Regions from separate parts of the Homo sapiens genome. Here all the other regions are linked to region 3. The links are chromatin loops, found by intact Hi-C in ENCODE. Cell type or tissue: chondrocyte. All regions are shown on one strand. Links, peaks and the distances in the headings refer to the core of each region. The heading gives the core; the rest is flanking DNA. Region 1 has its middle 260 kb from the start of FAM30B. Region 2 holds the start of LOC124903445 (a long non-coding RNA gene). Region 3 has its middle 140 kb from the start of GOLGA6L6.

Region 1 (6,538 bases), core at 1,570-4,069, 130 kb before region 3:
CAGCTCACTGCATCCTCTGCCTCCTGGGTTCAAGCGCCTCTCTCGTGCCTCAGCCTCTCGAGTAACTGGGATTACAGTCATATGCCACTATGCCCAGCTAATTTTTTTTTTTTTAGATGGGATCTCACTCTGTCGCCCAGGCTGGAGGGCAGTGGCGTGATCTCGGCTCCCTGCAACCTCCACCTCTACCTCCCGGGTTTGAACGATTCACCTGCCTCAGCCTCTGAAGTAACTGGGATTACAGGTGTGCACCACCACGTCCAGCTAATTTCTGTACGTTTGGTAGAGACAGGGGTTTTACCATTTTAGCCAGGCTGGTCTTCAACTCCTGAGCTCAAGTGAGCCGCCTGCTTCAGCCTCCCAAAGTGCTGGGATTACAGGCGTGAGCCACTGTGCCCAGCCTTTAGCCATTACTTTCAATGGCAAAAACTGCAATTACCTTCAAACCAACCTAACAGACACAAGAATGCACAGATGGACAAATATGTCAGGAAGCAATGCTGGCAGTATGTTCTCGGAAGAAGTGAGTACACAGGGGTTTGCTATAAAATTCTTAAAATTTTTTGAAAAGTTTGGAAATTTTCATAATCAAATGTTAGAGAAAAAACTTTAGCTATTCTTCCAAAGACATAACCTAAACTGGATACATGACTTAAGAAACAAATACACTATTAATAAAAGAGGATGTAAGTTTTAAATTTGAAAGCATATCCACTACAGACCCTTTGACTTGGCCTCTCAGGGAAGGCCCTCCTGGGTTTCCAACCTGCCTTGTCCAAGACCCAGGAGGAGCTTCAGAAGCCATCAAAGGCAACAACAAAAATATGGCAGGAATAAACATATCAATTATGCATGTAGCTGGCTGAGAAGGGCCTCAGGGTCACTCTGTAGATATCAACTGACTCTGCCTGTTGAGCCTAAGGCCATTGCAAGGGATACATATTTTCTCTATATCCATTTTTTTGCTTTTTTTTTTGGAGACAGGGTCTCATTCTGTTGCCCAGGCTGGAGTGCAGTTGTATGATCACAACTCACTGCAGCCTCCAATTCCTGGGCTCAAGCGATCCTCTTGCCTCAGCCTCCCAAGTAACTGGGACTACAGGCATGCGCCACTGCAAATGGCCTATTTCCATTTTAAACACTGAGTCCAGTGCCCATGGCTTTGAGATTTACCTTGAGGATGACTGAAAAGTCGATGTCTTTCGTTTCCTTCAGGCCAAGAGGAATCAGGGGAACCGTAAATGCCTCCCTATGAGGAACACAACAAGGTATGTATGAACACCCCCAACCGGACCCTTGTGCATGCCACAGCCTTGCCCTCAGCAGCCCAGCTCAGGTGTGTGCCCCCTCCTTGCCCCATCCAGTACTCACCTGGCTGACAGGCTCATTTTCCATAAGGATGACTCTAGTCATGCCCCACCCTCTGCTCTAAAACTGACCCTGCTCCCTAAGACTGCTGGACCACCCTGCCTAACACATCAGGCCCCTGGCATCTTGACACTGATTTATCTCCCGGTTTCAATGCCTAAATGGTTCCTTTCTTATTTTATTTTTTTTTGAGAGACTCTTGTTCTGTCGCCCAGGCTGGAGTGCAATGGCGCAATCTCAGCTCACTGTAGCCTCCGCCTCTCAGGTTCAAGCAATTCTCCTGCCTCAGCCCCCTGAGTAACTGGGATTACAGGCACAGGACACCACACCCAGCTAATTTTTGTATATTTTTTTAGTAGCAATGGGGTTTCACCATGTTGACCACGTTGGCCAGGCTGGTCTTCTGACCTCAAGTGATTCGTCCACCTTGGCTTCCCAATGTGCTGGGATGATGGATACAAGCCTCTGTGCCCAGCTCAATCTCAATGCTTCTTTTGGCAGCTGTGCTGAGAGTCTATTGTGTGCCAGGGCCTGTGCATGGTGCACTTGCTGCTCCCACCTGGGTGCACCACCCTGCTGCCCTGCGCCTCCTTTGTCAGCTCCTCACCCCCTCCTCCTCTGCTCCCCTCAGCGGGCCCCACAGCTGTGGCAGCTCTCCAACACCCTCACATTCACAACTCTGGGTTCGTAGGGGCCTCTTCTTTGGGAAGTGTCTAGGCGTCCCACCACCAGCACAGAAGATGCCATCAGGGCAGGAGCCCCATCCGACACCGAAGTGCACCTGCCTCCCAGCCCAGGGTCAGACACCCTCCACCTCCTCTCCCCCAGCTGACCACTCTGTAACCACAGGTCGCCTGGGGAGTGCTCCCTGAGCCTACATTCCTAGGGGCAGGGACAGCAGGAAGTGAACGGAGCTCAGGCTGTGTTTTGCAAACAGGGATTCAGCTCCCTGACCTGTAACAGGAGACCTCCTTGGGCTGCTCAGCCCAGCCCCACAAGAAGGCCAGGAAGGCTGGGCAGGGCGAGGGGACAATGCAGCTGTAAGCTGAACCTGGCTCTGCAGCACAGCCATGCTACGGCCAGGTGAGACCCATCCTGGGGGCATGGAAAGCCGAATTCTGCTGAAGGCTCCTCCAGGCTACGCAGGGTGGGAAGCCAGGTTTGTGGCTGTCCAGGCAACAACAAGAGGAGGAGCGACTGTCCTGAGTCCCAACTCCAGGGCACCCCAGCCCCAGTGTGGCACTGACAGCACCCTCTAGGTGCCCTCCGGCTTCCCTGAGTTTTCCCATGAGGGAGGGAAATAACCTCATGCACCATGAGGGAGGGAAATAACCTCATGCACCATGAGGTTATTTCTTTCCCGCCTACCTCCTAGAAGACTGTAAAGATCAACCATGCTAAGAAAGAAACAGTCTACCTTGAAAAAAGAATAGTGCAGGCCAGGCGCAGTGGCTCACGCCTATAATCCCATCACTTTAGGTGGCTGAAACAGGCAGATCACGTGAGGTCAGGAGTTCAAGACCAACCTGGCCAACATGGTAAAACCCCGTCTCTACTAAAAATACAAAAACTACCTGGGCATGGTGGTGTGCGCCTGTAATCCCAGCTACTCAGGAGGCTGAGGCAAGAGAATCACTTCAACCAGGAGGTGGAGGTAGCAGTGAGCCAAGATTACACCACTGCACTCCATGCCTGGGTGACAGAGCAAGACTCCGTCTCAGAAAAAAAAAAAAAAAAAAAAAAAAAAAAAAAAAGATCAACCATACTAAGAAAGAAACAATCTACTTTGAAAACAGGGCCGGGCATGGTGGCTCACGCCCATAATCCCAGCACTTTGGGAGGCCGAGGCAGGCGGATCACGAGGTCAGGAGATTGAGACCATCCTGGCTAATGGTGAAACCCCGTCTCTACTAAAAATACAAAAAATTAGCCGGGCAAGGTGGCGGGCGCCTTTAGTCCCAGCTACTCGGGAGGCTGAGGCAGGAGGATGGTGTGAACCCGGTAGGCGGAGCTTGCAGTGAGCTGAGATCACGCCACTGCACTCCTGCCTGGGTGACAGAGCAAGACTCCGTCTCAAAAAAAAAGAAAAAGAAAAAAAAAGAAAACAGAAAAGCGCAGGACCCAAATGCATGGTGCCGTGTTGAATCTGCACAGCTCTCCCTCTTCCCAGTGACACAGGGCAGTGACTGGCCACTCTAGAGCCCAGGGACCACTCCAGAGATCTTCGGTTCACTCTGTGGGAAGCCCTGTGTTGCACATCCCCACTCTTCGGCACAGCAAATGAGAGTGTGGGACAGCCGACATTTATTACCAAACCTTGGCCCCATCTCGCCTCCTCCAGAACTTGAACCTTTTGGACAAACACTGTAATTGAACACCAGAGCATAGGCTGGGAGAACCTTCCATTAGCTGTCACACTGACTGGGTGTTCAAAACTGCACAGTAGGCCAGGTGTGGTGGCTCACGCCTGTAAACCTAGCACTTTGGGAGGCTGAGGCCGGCAGATCACAAGGTCAGGAGCTCGAGACCAGCCTGGCCAACATGGTGAAACCCCATCTCTACTAAAAATACAAAAAATTAGCTGGGCATGGTGGCATGCGCCTGTAGTCCCAGCTACTCAGGAGGCTGAGGCAGGAGGATTGCTTGAACCTGGGAGGCGGAGGTTGTGGTGAGCCGAGATCATGCCACTGTACTCCAGCCTGGGTAACAGAGAGAGACTCCATCTCAAAAAACAAACAAACAAACAAACAATAAAAACCGTACAGGAGCCCACAGGTAAGCCAGGCACGGGGTATCACAAAGGGAAGAGCCAGCGAGCTTTCACACACTGACACTTCCCCTCCAGCTCTGAAACCACCCTGGTGCCCTGTGGAGGACCAGCACCAGGAAACACACATTCCATAGGTGACTTAAGGTTCCCAAATCCAGGGAGCTATTTTCCGACTGAGTTTACCCTGGGGCCCACCTACTTTTTGAGAAGTCTCATGCCCCTACTAAAAAAGCACGTAAACCCTTCTTTGAACTGTCTCAAAGTTATTTCTCCTTAAAAAGAAGCATTTCACTTAGGGTTTTGTTTTGTTTTTGTGTTTTTTGAGACAGGACTTCTTTCTGTTGCCATTACTGCAGTCTCGACCTCCCTGGCTCAAGTGATCTTCCCACCTCAGCCTTCTGAGTAGCTGGGACTACAGGTGTACACCACCATGCCCGGCTAATTTTCCTATTTTTTGTAGAGATGGGGTTTCACTATGTTGCCCAGGCTGGCCTTGAACTCCTGGGCTCAAGCAATCCCCCATCTCAGCCTCCTGAAGAGCTGGATTACAGACATGAGGCAAGAGGGGCATTTCTTTCATAGTTAGATCTCCATTTTTGGAGATGCATTGCAATTCTGAGGGATGGTGTTGTTGGCTTTCATCTTGCAGAAATCAATTCCAAAATTGAGTTATGGAGAATGATACGATAGAGTGCCTTCAAAACTGACCTAGGAGCCAGGCACAGTGGCTCACATCTGTAATCCCAGCACTTTGGGAGGCCAAGGCGGGCAGATTACTTGAGACCAGGAGTTCAAGACCAGCCTGGCCAACATGATGAAACCCTGTCTCTACTAAAAAAAAAAAAAAAAAAAAAAAAATTAGCCAGGTGTGATGGTGCACGCCTGTAATCCCAGCTACTCAGGTGGCTGAGGCACAAGAATCGCTTGAACCCAGAAGGTGGAGATTGCAGTGAGCTGAGATCTCGCCACTGCACTCCCACCTGGGTGAGAGAGGGAGACTCTGTGTCAAAAAAAAAAACAGGAAATACAACCTTAAAAGGAGACTGGTGTGTTACTTTGTTTTAATTTGGATTTTTCTGTTTCAGTTTGTCACCTCCAGCTAGGAAACAGACTGCAGTCCAGCATCTAAGTACAGTGCACAGAATCTCTGTGTGTGCATAGTGGCCTCCCCTTACAGGGTCAATTTTGGCCTTTGGCCTTAATCCCGAAGTATTTGTGTATGCTTTCTGTTCCTTGGCAAATAAATGAGAAAATAATTAGCCAACATTGGAAAGGTATTGTCCTAACAATGTCCCTTTAATGTTTCTTAGGAAAATTATGATGACCCACTAAAATATCCTTGCTCAATGTCTGTTCAGTTGAATTTAATAACATATCTTGCTAATGTTTGCATGTCTATGAAATGTGACTACGCGGAATTACTGAAACTTAACTATAAAATCCAAGGCATCTAACTTTTAAACTTATCTTGGTTCATCACGTATATTTACACTAGATTTTATACTGTCTTCATTTGTTTTTTTTTGTCTGTTTGTTTTGAGACAGAGTCTTGCTCTGTCAGCCGGGCTGGAGTACAGTAGTGTGATCTCGGCTCACTGAAACGTCCAACTCCCGGGTTCAAGCAATTCTGCCTCAGCCTCTGAGAAGCCAGGATTACAAGTGTGCACCACCACATCTGGCTATTTTTATTTTTAGTAGAGACGGGGTTTCATCATGTTGGCCAGACTGGTCTCGAACTCCTGACCTCAGGTGATCCACCCGCCTCAGCCTCCCAAAGTGTTGGGATTACAGGAGTGAGCCACTGTGCCTGGCCTCACAAATGCCTTTTTGTCACTGCAGATATTTCCCAACACTACAGATATTTCCCAACACTGCAGATATTTCCCAAGAAATGGGCTCATCCCTTCCAGTCTAGCACCTCACTCAACCCCAAACCTGATGGTTCTCTCACTTCCCAAAGCTGGGGCTGCCACACCCCAGTCTAGAACCCTATCTGCCCTGTTTGTGCAGATAGGGTTCGTACCCAGGTACCTCTTCATACCCTGGATATATGAAGGATCTCTGGCTCAGAGGCTTCTGGAAGGTGTGCTGCTCCCACTTACTCTGTGTTCTGATAGATGCCCACTGAGATGTTCAGCCCCTCCAGCTCTTCCTTGAGCATCTGCAGGTCTGAGTTGACCAAGCTCAGCTCCAGCCGCACTTGTTCCCGCACCTTTGGGTTCGCGGCCACTCTGTTCAAAGAGAAGAGGGAGAGAAGTGCCCTCAGCCAGGTATCCCGGCTTCTGGGTGAGCAGAACCAATCCCCAGTCCCTGCAGGGAGGATCAGGGCACGGCTTGCAGAGGAGGGCCAGGAGTGTTGGGTAAGGTATCCCAGGGACACGGAGCACCTGCCCAGCTTGC
Region 2 (6,538 bases), core at 2,026-4,525, 1.9 Mb after region 3:
CACAGCTGGGACTGGAGCTCACTTGGTACCAAACCCTGGGGGTTTCACAGCCAGCTCGGCTGGATTGAAGAAGCCCCACCTCCACTCCCAATGAGGTTCCAAGATCTTTCTCCAAGGAGCTTGCTTTATCAATAAGAAATGAATCTTTTGTTTTTGAGACAGAGTCTTACGCTGTCACCCAGGCTGGAGTGCAGTGGTGGGATCCCCATTCACCGCAACCTCCCTTTCCTGGGCTCAGGCAATCCTTCCACCGCAGTCTCCCAAGTAACTGGGACTACAGGCACATGCCACCACATCTGGCTAATTTTTGTATTTTTTGTAGAGATGGGATTTCGCCATGTTGCCCAGGCTGGTCTCGAACTCCTGGGCTCAAGGGATCTACCCTCGGCCTCCCAAAGTACTGGGATTACAGATGTGAGCCTCTGAGCCCAGCCAAACTGTCTTGATGCTCACGTTATTTCACTACCTTAGATTATGAATTTTGGAATGTGGCCAGTTTCCTGGAATCACATTAAGAAGTGAGGTCCAGGAGAACAACGATTAATTTAATTATTAATAGAAATCAGCCTAGACCTGGGAAATAAGATGAGGAGACCCAACTGTCCCCAGCCTTGTCCTTGTGCCCATGTGGGAGGCCATCCTGACTCCATTTAGATTTTTGCTTCTTCCTACACTGACAAAGAACACTCGGGCGGCTCCAGGGAAATGTGCCCAAGGTGTGGAGGGGGCTGGGGGAGTGGAGATCATTTTTTTCTGTTCCCAACCGTGCCTTTCTGCAATGTCTGTTCATCCTTGAAGACCTAAGACTGGAGAATGTGGGGTTTGTTTGTTTTGGAGAGACTGGGGGGGAGGGGGGGGTCTCACCATGTTGCCCAGGTTGGCCTTGAACTCTTGGCCTCAAGCGATCCTCCTGCCTCAGTCTACCCAGTAGCTGGAACCATAGGCGTGCCAGATTCGGCTGAAGAGTTTTGTTAGGAAGTTTTCAGCACCTTGGATCATATCCTGAAAAAGTTCATTCACTGATTCAACCAATCTCTACTGTGCACTGCCCAGAACCAGAGTGTGAGCTCCACGGGGTAGGGAGGGCGCCAGCTTTGCTCTCAGCTGCCCCCGGGCGCTTGGGACCTGGAACCCATGAATGAACAGACCCCGTTCTAGATCAACAGACATTCAAAGCAGCGCTCTAGGGGAAGGGCAGGGGAGGAATGAGCGTCCAGCCGCCACGGCTCTGCTTCTTTGCCTGTGTGTAAGTGGTGGGATTTAAAGGTGGTTGGGTGCAGAGGCCCTTCCCCCACCTGCAATCCTCCGGTGCCAATGCAAGTGCCAGGGGAGGGGTGGCGTTTCTGTTTACTTCCAGCCAGGTCAGCTCCCTTGCCCCCGCCCCTGTGTTTGCATTTTCTCGGTTTGGCGAGCTGGTGGAGTAGCCGCGGAAAGAAGGCGGATTTAAAGGCTCCATTTGGAGGAGGCTTTTGGAGAAAGCTTGCACCTCCCATCACACCCCCAGGGCAAGTCAGCCGCCTCAAAAGTGCCGGTGCCGGCCCTCTGTGAGCTGAACACCTTCGCACAAACCCCCGGGAGCGGTTACTATTACCCTCATTTTCCCGGGGAGGCGCCTGGGGCTCAGAGAGGCCAAGTGACTCACCCAAGGTCACACAGCTTAGCAGTGGCCGACCCGGGATTGGAACCCGGGGCTCCGGACCCCGCGGCGGCCGTTTCTCGAAGATACCCACTACCTCCCTCTTACACCGCTCAGGAATAAAGCAGGAAGGCCGAAGGCCCCGTTTTCGCCCAAAAACAATGCTCCACGTAAATTTGCGGGAACAAAAGCCACCAGAAATCCAGCCCGGGTTTTCCGCCTCTCTGCTCTCCGCGGACCAATCGCGTCCTGACGGCCGCCGAGAGACTAGAGGCGGTGGCTCCAATATGATCCATAGCCCCCCAGGGCGGCGTGGCCGCGGCATGGGCGAATGGGATTGGGGACCCGGCACAATCACGGGCGGAGAACGGGCCGCCTGAGCCAATCAGCTAGGGAGGGGGGAGGGTGGGCCCGGCCGGCCCGGGCTGCCCGGAGAGGCGGCCACCCCGCCCACTTCTGCTGGTCCCGGCCGCCCGTCAGCCGCGAGCGCGACGATCCCTCTGCTCCTCGGCCGGTGCCTGCTCTGCCGTCGTCGCCGTCGCCGCCGCCGCCCGTCCGCCGCCCGTCCGCCGCGCGGGAGCAGCAAGGCCGGCAAGTCCCGGCAGGATCCCTCCGCGACTGCCGCCTTGCGTCCCTCCCCCTCCAGCGCCCGTTCCGCGGCCGCGGCCCCCATCGCTCCCTAGGCTGCGACGCCGCGCCCGCGGCCCTGGGTAACGGCCGGCCTGGGGCCCGCAGTGACAGACCCTGCGGCGCGGGGGGAGATGGGGGCGGCCGCCTTCCGGGCGACGACGACGACAACGACGAGGAGCAGCCGCCGCCGCTGCCGCTCACCGGCCGCTGCTGGGCACGGGCATGGGCTCGGGAAGGCGCCTCCCCGTGAGCGGCGGGCCCAAGGCAGCTCGTCGCCCCCGGCCGCCGCGGGTCCCCCTACGGCGCCCCGCGCGCGCCCGCCCGCCGGCCCCTGACGGGAGCCTTGCCCGGCTCCGGTCCCCGCCCCGGCGCCCGCCCGGCCCGCGGCGCCCGCGCGCCTTCGCCCGGACCCGACCCCGGCCCGCGCGCCCCCGGTCCCGGCGCGCCCCGGCCGCGGCCCCCGGCGCCCCCCGGCCTCCCCCGCGCGGGCCCCGGGGCGCGGCGCGGCGCGGGCGGCAGCGTGGTGGAGAAGCGCTGCCCGCTGCAGAGGGACGGCGTGTACCGCTGGTTCTCGGAGCTGCCGTCGCCTCAGCGCGTGGAGTTCCTATGCGGCCTGCTGGACCTGTGCATGCCGCTCGAGGTCCGCTTCTTCGGCTCGTGCCTGGAGGACCTGGCCCGCAAGGACTACCACTCGCTGCGCGACTCGGAGATCAAGGCCAACAACCCGGCCGACCTGGGCAGCCTCACCAACCTGACGGACGAGGTGGTGCGCAGCAAGCTGCTGGTGTCGCTGGCGCTGCTGGGCTCGGAGCAGAGCGAGGCGGCGGGCGTGCTCTACCGCAAGCTCACGCACGTGACTCCATCATCCACAACTACGGGCTGCAGCTCAACGAGGGCCGCACGGGCGATGAGTTCCTGCTGCCGTTCACCATGTCCTCCAACCACCGCGCCTTCAGCTTCCACCAGAAGCAGGTGCTGTGCCAGGAGCTCACGCAGATCCAGAGCAGCCTGAACGGCGGCGGGGGCCACCTGCCTGGCCTGCCACAAGGTGCGTGCCCGCCCCGAGTTCTGCTCTGTACCCCAACCCTGCATCCCCAACTCTGTATGCGAAGCCTCCAGCCTGCACCGCGAGCCCCCACCCAGGCCTCCAAGCCTGCGCCGCGACCCCCCCACCCACGCCTCCAGCCTGCACCACGAGCCCCCAGCCCGTGTCCCAAGCCCCATCCTAAGCCTCTGTGTCGCATCCCAAATGTGTGCCCCACCTCTCCAAGCCTCCACCGTACATCCGAAGTCCCCACCCCGTGTCCCAAGCCCCCATCCTAAGCCCGCACTCCTCACCCTAAGTCTGCACTTCAAGCCCCAAGACCGCACCGCGGCCCTGAGCCCACACCCTCAGTCTCCTCTGCGTGCCCCAAAGCCTCCAGATCTCCGCCTCGCGCCCCTTGGGCAGGAGCGGCTGCAGGGGCCCTGGGTCCGAGGATCCGCGGGAGCGGTGCGGGAGACGTCCGCGGTCAGAGCTCACAGTCCCAAGTGCCCTCCTTTCACTTAGCCGGCTGCAAACGCGATAAGGCCTTTGTCCCCTTAATGGGACCCTTGGGTGACAGATAACACACATTGCGGCGCCTTGGTTTCCCCAAATCTGGTATTTATTACTAGAAAAGGAAGGAGCCGTGGCCATGCCAGAAGCCGCGGGTGAGGTGAACATTGCAAGGCACCGGCCTTCGCCTTCTGAGCTGCTCACTCCATACAGGTGGAGGCCCTGCTTGGGGCCTGTGTTGCTGGGGGCCTGCGCGCGGGACGTGGCTGTCCGTGTGAGCTCATTTATGGACACGTGCATGCTGTATGATGTACGCGTGTGTCGCATGTGGGTATGTATGTGTGCACACGTGTGTATTTATGAATGTGCACATGCCTGTGAGCGTTGTGTGTGATCGTTTTTAAGAGCCGGGCTACCTGTAACAGACAGAAAAAGACTCCTAGAGCCTTAAATGCCCATGAAACCTATTTATTGGCGACCCTTAGAAACAAAACCCAGGCTGACGTTTGAGTAGGAGGGCACTGGTGCCTTAAAGAATGTTAGGTTAGGTTAAAGATCTCCCGTCTCCAAATTGAACCGGAAGGGCATCCTGGCCATCCACTTAGCGATGTGAACTTTTGTCTAAGTGTTTCAGAACTGAAAACGCAAAGTGTTTGGGGCTCCAGCTATTTTGAACAGGCCCCTGCAATCCAGTGCCAAAATTTTGCTACCGGAAGAGATTACTTTGACCTGGTGTGATGTGTATTTAGATTACAAACTGATTATTTTTTTGGAAGGGAATAGGTTGCAGTCGGGACCAGTCTTGCTGAGTGCCTCTTTGCAGTGTCTTTAAGCTCTTTGAAGTTAAAACTTTGATAAGACTTTGCTTTTATGAGTGGCTGAGAACACCGTCTGGTTTGCTAGGTTTTTTGTGTGTGTTTTTAAAGCTGTCTTTCAATCCTAGGTTGTGGCTTTTCTTTTTTAATGTCTTCCTCTAAGAAGTGGTTGTGGTACATACATTGGTTTTTTTGTGTGTGACATTTATCTCCAAGACTATAGTTTTCTTTTTAAGTTCAGCTCCCACCCTACATTTCAGGCTGTGTGCTGCGCAGAGGGTCCTAGGAAATGTAGTTGTTTCTAGTAATCCATGTAAGCCTTGACATGCCAGCAAATTGTCGCCTATTCATGGAATCTCAGTCATTTATGGTCAGTTTCATGTGCTGTTTGTTACTCCTTTGTGTAGATTCCACCCACTAATAATTTCTATGGCTGTTGCTACAGTAAAGTCATCTCTTTAAGGGGATTCTTAATGTGTGAGCACGGGTGCATCACTTTATGCAGACAGTGGTGATTATTATTTTGGTTGGGCAGTGAGCTAAACCTGGAACAAAAATGTCTTTTATAGGAGAGCCTTTCTGTCAAGCAGAAATCCCTTTGACGAGATGAAGGAGCTAATCTATTCGTCTCAGCTCACCCCTGCACCGCCCCCCCTCCCCCCCAGCCCCAAGGCCATGGGCACTGAATTTACCAGCCGTGCAACCTTGGCCAGGATCCTTCTACCTCTCAGTGTTGTCCCTATTGCAGTGGAGGGGATGTAACCTACCTCACAGGCTTGTGTTGAGGATTACATAGGTAACATACGTGAGCTTCCAGCAGAGGTGCAGTAAATGCTGCTTTCTCCCTTATGGCCTCTCCGGCTTTTAACATTTATTTTTATAGAGGTATGCTAACTTAAAGCAAGACATGTTTTATAGATTGAATTATTTACATCTTGGCTATGAGCTTTTATGTGTTCTAAATTGGTTTTTGAATAGTTACTTGGAGCTGACAATTTTTTTGTTTCATCTTTGGAAAACTGGAAGATTCTGTGACCCTTAATGAGAGGATTATTATAAGGAGTAACCTTGGGCTGTCATTTCCGTATTTCAAAACAACCGTGGATTCTAGTTTTCCCTACATCCCTAGTGTCACTGCTAAGCTAATTTCAGCCCCATTCATTTAACTTTCGTTTCTGTGCTGCTTCAAAGCTAAGGCTGACGTTGATGAACCCTTTATTGCTTGGAGCAGGCAACTCAGATGAAATCTAGCATTTAAGTATTTTGCTTTCTTAGTTTCTAAATATTCCTGAAAAAGCAGCCCCATTAAAGCTGTCTGCATTCTTTTGTAAGCCTGTTGTATTTTGTTTTGAACTCTTTGAGCTTAGAGATTTTGTGTTTTTCTTTTAGAGATACAAATGTTAATTGCTTTTTAAATTCTTTATCCAATTTGAATTTTTATTTCTTGGCCTGGCAAGGTGGCTTACGCCTGTAGTCCCAGAAGTTTGGGAGGCCAAGATGGGCAGATCGCTTGAGCCCAGGAGTTCAACACCAGCCTGGGCAACACAGCAAAACCCTGTCTCTACAAAAAATACAAAAATTAGCCAGGAGTGGTGGCACACATTTGTAGTCCCTGCTACTGGGGAGGCTGAGGTGGGATGATTACCTGATCCCAGGAGGTAGAAGCTGTAGGTGAGGTATGATCATGCCACTGTACTCCAGCCTGGGTAACAGAATGAGACCCTGTCTCAAAAAATTTTTTTTAAATTTATTTTAACTGTATTTTCCGAAATAGTCATTATTTGCAATTCCTTATCCAAACCCTGTGTTTTTATTTAAAAATTCTTATTATTCTGAGGACTTCTAGAGGTGTAAAAGTAGGGGGAGTATAAAGTAGACATACCTGTGTTTTACTTTCAGAAAGAAAAATACTTCCAGTAG
Region 3 (6,538 bases), core at 2,484-4,983:
TTATTCTTCACTCTCTTCCTACTTCTCCATAGTTCATCATTGTCACGTTTTTATGTTTAGGCTTTCTGGATTTCATTGTTTTAGGTTTGTCTCGAGTGTTCTGGATAGGGTGAGTAAGCCTCTCTAACTTTTTAAATATTATCAATACGTTTGGCTTCAGTTCTCTTGTGGTCGTTTCATTTCTATTTTATTTTTTTCTATCACTTTTTATTATTTAAGTTTTATACTTTCGTTCAAATGCTCAAATTTTTATACTTACTTTTGTATGTAATGTTCTCATCTCTGTCCCCCAAATTTGGATACGGTGTATCGGTTCCCTACTATTAGCTATAATGAACTTTACCAGTCAACTCTTCTTCCTCCTTTTCTCCTTTTCCTCCAAGATTTAATGTGAAGTAAAAATCTTTTATACCCATAGTTTTGTAGTTCAACTCTATCTTCTTTATGAGACATATACAATACCTTTTTCATTATGATGTTCATTTTATTTCAGTTTACCAGAAAAAAACAATATTAATTTACTACTCATGGCTAAATTTTTATGTTGGTGTCCTCCTTTTTTTTAAATTATATGAAGCTTGCTTTCTAATAGATATTTCTCTTTTTAAGTTATCTCTTTAGTATTTGCTTGGCTAAATGTCATCTTACTGAAAACCAAAAACTAAATTCAAATTTTCACAAAAATAGCTAACCCCAGTAATGATTTCTGTATCTGATGTTATATAGATTTTTATTGAGGGGAATTTCACTAGAATGGAAAGTTTTTTCTCTACACCCCAGAGTGTGATATCATTACTCATTTGTATCCACTCTTAATTTTCTTTCTAAGTTGGAGCTTGTCTTTTACTTGTGAACACTTTTATCACTTCCACTTGCCCTCACTCACTCTTTTCTCCCTTTGCCTCTTTTTAGCACTTCTCTTCAGGGTTTAGCTAAGTGCCACATGTGTTTGCAAAAATCTAAATCTTGGGAACACCTGGATATTTCTGCCTATGCAGGTGATTGCCTTTTTTGTTGATTGCTTCTGGTGTGCTTTTTTGGTTCTCACTCTCCATCAAAGATTAGTTTTTCAAGTTATGAGTTCTTGGAGGAAGATGCTACGTGAAACATAACTTTACCATCTTTAGCTGCAATCTTAATTCCACTTGATCACACAAATCTTGCTTTCCTATTTGTATTGACTATATCTCCTCTATGGTTTAACTTATGCATGTAAGGAATAGCAGTTCTGCCATTGCCTGTACAGAGATGAAAGTGTTCTTGATCTAAATGAGTGTTTTCAAGTCAGATGACTTTTTATATTTATTTTCTAAAGAAATAATACAATATTTATCATTTAATAGTTTAAAAGTATATTAATATATCCCTACCATTACTTGAGAAAATGACATATGGAGATAATTGTATCCCAATATGAAAATAAAGAGGTATGGATATTTTTTAGACATAAAATATGGGTAGGACATAAGTGGCCACAAATACTAAAGTGTTTCTTTTTCTACTTACATTACAGTGTGAAAAAGTTAGTCTAGCACTAGATGAGTAAGAGTCAAATAAGACAATGATTAGGAAGACAGTGTCTGGGAAGCCAACATTCAAAGAGCTACTAAACTATAAATTAAGTCAAATTTCCCAATGCTTTAATAGTAAATTGATACTCTATCAAATAATCATATCTTATTAATAAAGCAGCATCATTACAACTGAAAAAATTATGCAAGAGTAAAATGAATCATTTGTGACTTTCTGAGAAAAATATATTTTGGTTATCTTTAGAAGAAAACAATTGATCTGCAGTCGAATTACCTTAGCAAAATAAATTTAAAATTAGATTTGGAGTCAGCTAACAATTGCGATTTGCATTTCAAAATAATTTGTTAGGAATTCAAAGTATATTATTTCATATAAGTTGAAATACAAATTGAGACATCTGCCAAATTTTACCTCAAAGATGGAGTAATTCATTGAATCATTTATGATTTGAAATACTGTTTTTTACCTTTTCTCAGGTTAACAAAAATCATGAGAACTGCTTTATTGAACACCAATTTTTGCCAGGCTAAGCATTACATATGCATATACACAAATACACACACATACTGTGTATATTACATGTATGTACTCTCTACTTCACAAAAAATACTTGCAAGAAAATATTTATAAACCCATTTTACATGTGAAAAAATAGGCTCAAAAAGGTTGGTTACATTTCCCTCAGTTAAAGAGCTCATATACTGCAGAGGTGATAACCAAACCTGTTCCATCTATTCTACATCTTTCTGATGCTGCTCTACGTTTTCAAACTTCAATATAAAAAATGGTTAGCAATTATATTTATATAGATATTTGCAGTGTGTGAAGGAGATGAGAAAACATTTAAATTAACTTAGAGTGATCTCACTGACTTTTACTTTCAAGCACCTAGGATGTTCTCATGCAAATAGCTCTTGTCAATACATTTTTTTCATATAGCACTGAAGATAATGATGGATCATTTTCAATTAAAAATCTAATGTCTCAGACAGACGGAATCATGAATCTACATTCTTTTAAGTTACAAGAAATAATATAATGAGATATGCATACAACACTACCAGTAATAAGCCTGAGATATGGTAAATTTAGTGCAATAAGTTGTTCATAAATGTGTCTCTATGGAATAATAAAAGGTACAGAGAGAGACAATAGTAGGTGTACAAAAGATGCTCTTAACAGTCTTGTTTCAAAGTCCAGACCCTTTTGAGTAGTAAATAACTATAAATGACCTCCTATTTGAAAATAACAATTAGTTAGCTGAGTCTTATTATTTACAATTGTTTAGACTATTCCATCAATTTATCCTTTTACAGTGCTTTCCAATGTGTCTGCTAGAATATTTAGTGTTTTCCTTACTTCCTTTATTGTCTCTCAATATAAATACCCCTTAATATGCTAAATACCTTCTCTTCTATTTTCATCAGAAGCTGATTCTCGAAGGAATGATACATACATTATCGTCATCTTATTCAATTCCCATTCACTTTTCAACAGACTAAAATAAGAAATCCATATTCACTACTATTTTCAGGGATTGATATCGCTCTACTTTCCCTGACAATTGTTTCCACAACCCTGGAATTTCCTTCCTCCTTTTTATATTTCCACAAATTCTTTCACCACTCAGCTAGAACACTCACTTTCGTAGACCAAGAAACTTAGTTCAGCCATCAACTTGTCATTTTTTTTATGTGTCTTCTAGGGTAAACAAATTTTGTTAAGTATTAAGGAATTACTTGCTCAAGGGACATTTATTCTCTATTGTCCAAAAACTCTGAGTCCTAATTTGTTTGCTCTTCTAGTCACCTCTAATGACAGCCCTGTTGATATTTAGCTTAGAGGGTACTTTCTTAATTGAGCTGAAATATATTAGAGAGAAAAACACACAAATCAAGGGCAAGTCAGAATGTAAAGTTGTTCCTAAAATGGCAGGACAATTATAGTAAAATAGGCCAGGTGCAATGGCTCACGCCTGTATTCTCAGCACTTTGGGAGGCCAAAGCGGGTGGACCACTTGAGGTCTGGAGTTTGAGACTAACCTGGCCAACATGGTGAAACCCCATCTCTATTTAAAAAAATACAAAAATTAGCCAGGTGTTGTGGTATGCAGCTGTAATTCCAGCTACTTGGGAGGCTGAGGCAGGAAAATCACTTGAACCCAGGAAGCAGACGTTGCAGTGAGCCGAGATCTCACCACTGCACTCCAGCCTGGGCAGCAAAGCGAGACTCCAACTCAAAAAATATGTATATATGATAAAATAAGAGCAAACATATTTTATATCACAAGGCAAGTTAGTTACAGTAAATTGCAGGTGCAGATGAAGTAGTTATCAAGGAGCTTAAGTACTGAATCTGAAAGAAACTCCAGCTTTATTTACAGTGAATACTGTAAATAAGACATTTTCTATATTATTATAACAAATTTTTGTAAGTATATTTTTCTTATTTATAATTCAGTATTTTTGTATTAAGGTGCATTGATTAATGATAATTTACTTTCTATCTCAATTATGAAGATGTATAATTTCTCTTTTTTTTCTCTTTTTTCTTTCCAATGTTTATTTTAAGTTCAGGGATACATGTGCAGGATGTGCATGTTTATTACATAGATAAACATGTGCCATGGTGGTTTGCTGCACAGATCATCCCATCAACCAGGTATTAAGCCCAGCATGCATTAGCTATTCCTCCTGATGCTCCTCCTCCTCCCAGCCCCATCCTCTGACAAGCCCTAGTTTGTGTTTTTTCTTATCATGTGTCCATGTGTTCTCATCATTCAGCTCCCACTTATAAGTGAGAACACTTATTTTGTTTTCTGTTCCTGAATTAGTTTGCTAAGGATAATGGCCTCCAGCTCCATCCATGTTTCTGCAAAGGACACAATCCCATTCCTTTTCATTGCTGCATAGTATTCTGTGGTGTATATGTACCATATTTTCTTTATCCAGTCTATTATTGATGGGCATTTGAATAAGAATGTAAGAATAACTTATATTCTTTTGGGTATATACCCAGTAATGAGACTGCTTGATTGAACGGCATTTCTGCTTCTAGGTCTTTGAGGAATCACTATATTGTCTTCCACAATGGTTGAACTAATTTACACTCCCATAAACAGTGTAAAAGCATTCCTTTTTCTTCAGACCACGGCAGCATATGTTGTTTCTTGACTTTTCAATAATCGCCATTGTGACTGGTATGAGATGGTATTTTATTATGGTTTTGATATGCATTTCTCTAATGATTAGCAATGTTGACCTTTAAAGCCAGAGTGGCTCCTTTCCTCCAAATGACCACAACACCTTTCCAGCAAGGGCTCAGAACTGGACTGAGGCTGAGATGGCTGAAATGACAGAAGCAGGCTTCAGAATGTGGATAAAAACAAACTTTGCTGAGCTAAAGGTATCTGTTGTAACCCAGTGCAAAAAAGCTAAGAATCATGATAAAACAATGGAGGAACTGAAAGCCAAAATAGGTGCAATACAGAGGAACATGACCAACCTGACAGAGCTGAAAGACACACTACAAGAACTTCATAGTGCAATCACAGTATTAATAGCAGACTAGACCAAGAATATTAGAGGTTGAAGACTCTCTGTCTGAAATAAGACAGGCAGACAAGAATAGAGAGATAAGAATAAAACGGAATGAACAAAACGTTTGGAAAATATGGGATTATGTAAAGAGATGGAATCTACAACTAATTGCGGTACTTGAACGAGACAGGGAGAATGGAAGCGATTTGGAAAATGTACTTCAGGATACCATCAAGGACATCTTCCCCACCTAGCAAGACAAGCCAACATTCAACTTCAGAAAATGCAACAAACCCCAGTAAGATGCTCCATGAGAAGATCATCCCCAAGATACATAATCATCAGATTCTCCAAGGTCGACATGAAAGAAAAAATGGCAGCCAGAGAGAAAGGCCAGGTCACCTACAAATGAAAACCCATCAGACTACAGAGGACCTCTCGGGGGAAACCCTATAAACTAGAAGAGATAGGGGGGCCAATATTCAACATTCTTAAAGAAAGAATTTTCAACCTAGAATTTCACATATGGCCAAACTAAGCTTCATAAGCAAAGGAGAAATAAGATCCTTTTCAGACAAGCAAATGCTGAAGGAATTTATTACCACCAGACCTGCCTTATCAGAGCTCCTGAAGGAAGCACTAAATATGGACAGGAAAAACTGTTACCAGTCACTACAAAAACACACTGAAGTACACAGACCAGTGACACTATGAAGCAACTACATAAACAAATCTGCAAAATAACCAACTAGCATCATGATAACAAGATTTTTTTTTTTTTTCTTAAGACAGGATCTCACTCTGTCACCCAGGCTGAGTGCAGTGGCACAATCACGGCTCACAGCAGCCTCGACCTGTCAGGCTCAAGCGATCCTCAGCCTGCCAAGTAGCTGGAGCTACAGGCACATGTAATATGCCCAGCAAATTTTTGTACTTTCAGTAGAGATGGGGTCTTGCTATGTTGTACAGGCTGGTCTTGAACTCTTCAATTCAAGTGATCTGCTCACCTGGGCCCCACAAAGTGCTGGGATTACAGGCATAAGCCACTGTGCTCAGAAAGATGTACAATTTCTACTTGGCATTCTTACTGCCCTAATATTAATGAGTTTTTTTATTATGGGAAGAATTAAAATTTTGACATTGTGACGGGGCCTTCCTAAAGACCCAGAGCACTTCTGGATATTATTAGATAGAAAAATCTTTTGTAAATGATTATACAGTGAATAGGATACTACACTGTCCATGACTTGGGGATTAAACTCCAAGAGAGGGTTTTGTGAAATGTGCATTATTTTGTGCTGAGGAGGTAGCAGCTTCATCATGGACCTGGTGCCCATCAGTCGGTTATTAGCCAAAGACATTCATGCCTTTCAGCCTCCCCATAAGCTCAGCTATTTACTAGTTACTCCATAATCCCATTTCTCTCTTGTCAGCATTTAAAAAAAAAAAAACTTTATACTAGGTTT

What was found. Peaks named below come from ENCODE experiments on the same cell type or tissue, not always from the same donor. Only the 100,000 strongest peaks of a DNase experiment are listed, where the experiment ranks them.
Region 1: a loop joins it to region 3, with 4 times the contacts of the local background. A loop is called at or near these places in 4 of 110 quality-filtered maps.
Region 2: a loop joins it to region 3, with 3 times the contacts of the local background. A loop is called at or near these places in 4 of 110 quality-filtered maps.

What each region holds. Positions count from the first base shown.
Region 1 is chr15:20,270,496-20,277,033 of GRCh38, forward strand. It overlaps the pseudogene RHPN2P1. Among named protein-coding and RNA genes, the nearest start is that of FAM30B, 260 kb to the left of the region's middle. In chondrocyte, for the core only: no CTCF peak of the experiment used is centred there; DNase peaks (open chromatin) are centred at 2,076, 2,526, 3,606, 3,716 and 1 weaker place.
Region 2 is chr15:22,255,565-22,262,102 of GRCh38, forward strand. LOC124903445 (a long non-coding RNA gene) reads right to left here and starts at 2,069. Exons shown (of 4, transcript XR_007064503.1): 1 at 865-2,069. It also overlaps the pseudogene REREP3. In chondrocyte, for the core only: no CTCF peak of the experiment used is centred there; DNase peaks (open chromatin) are centred at 2,900, 3,417, 3,577 and 4,026.
Region 3 is chr15:20,395,319-20,401,856 of GRCh38, forward strand. No RefSeq gene overlaps it. Among named protein-coding and RNA genes, the nearest start is that of GOLGA6L6, 140 kb to the right of the region's middle. In chondrocyte, for the core only: no CTCF peak of the experiment used is centred there; a DNase peak (open chromatin) is centred at 3,533.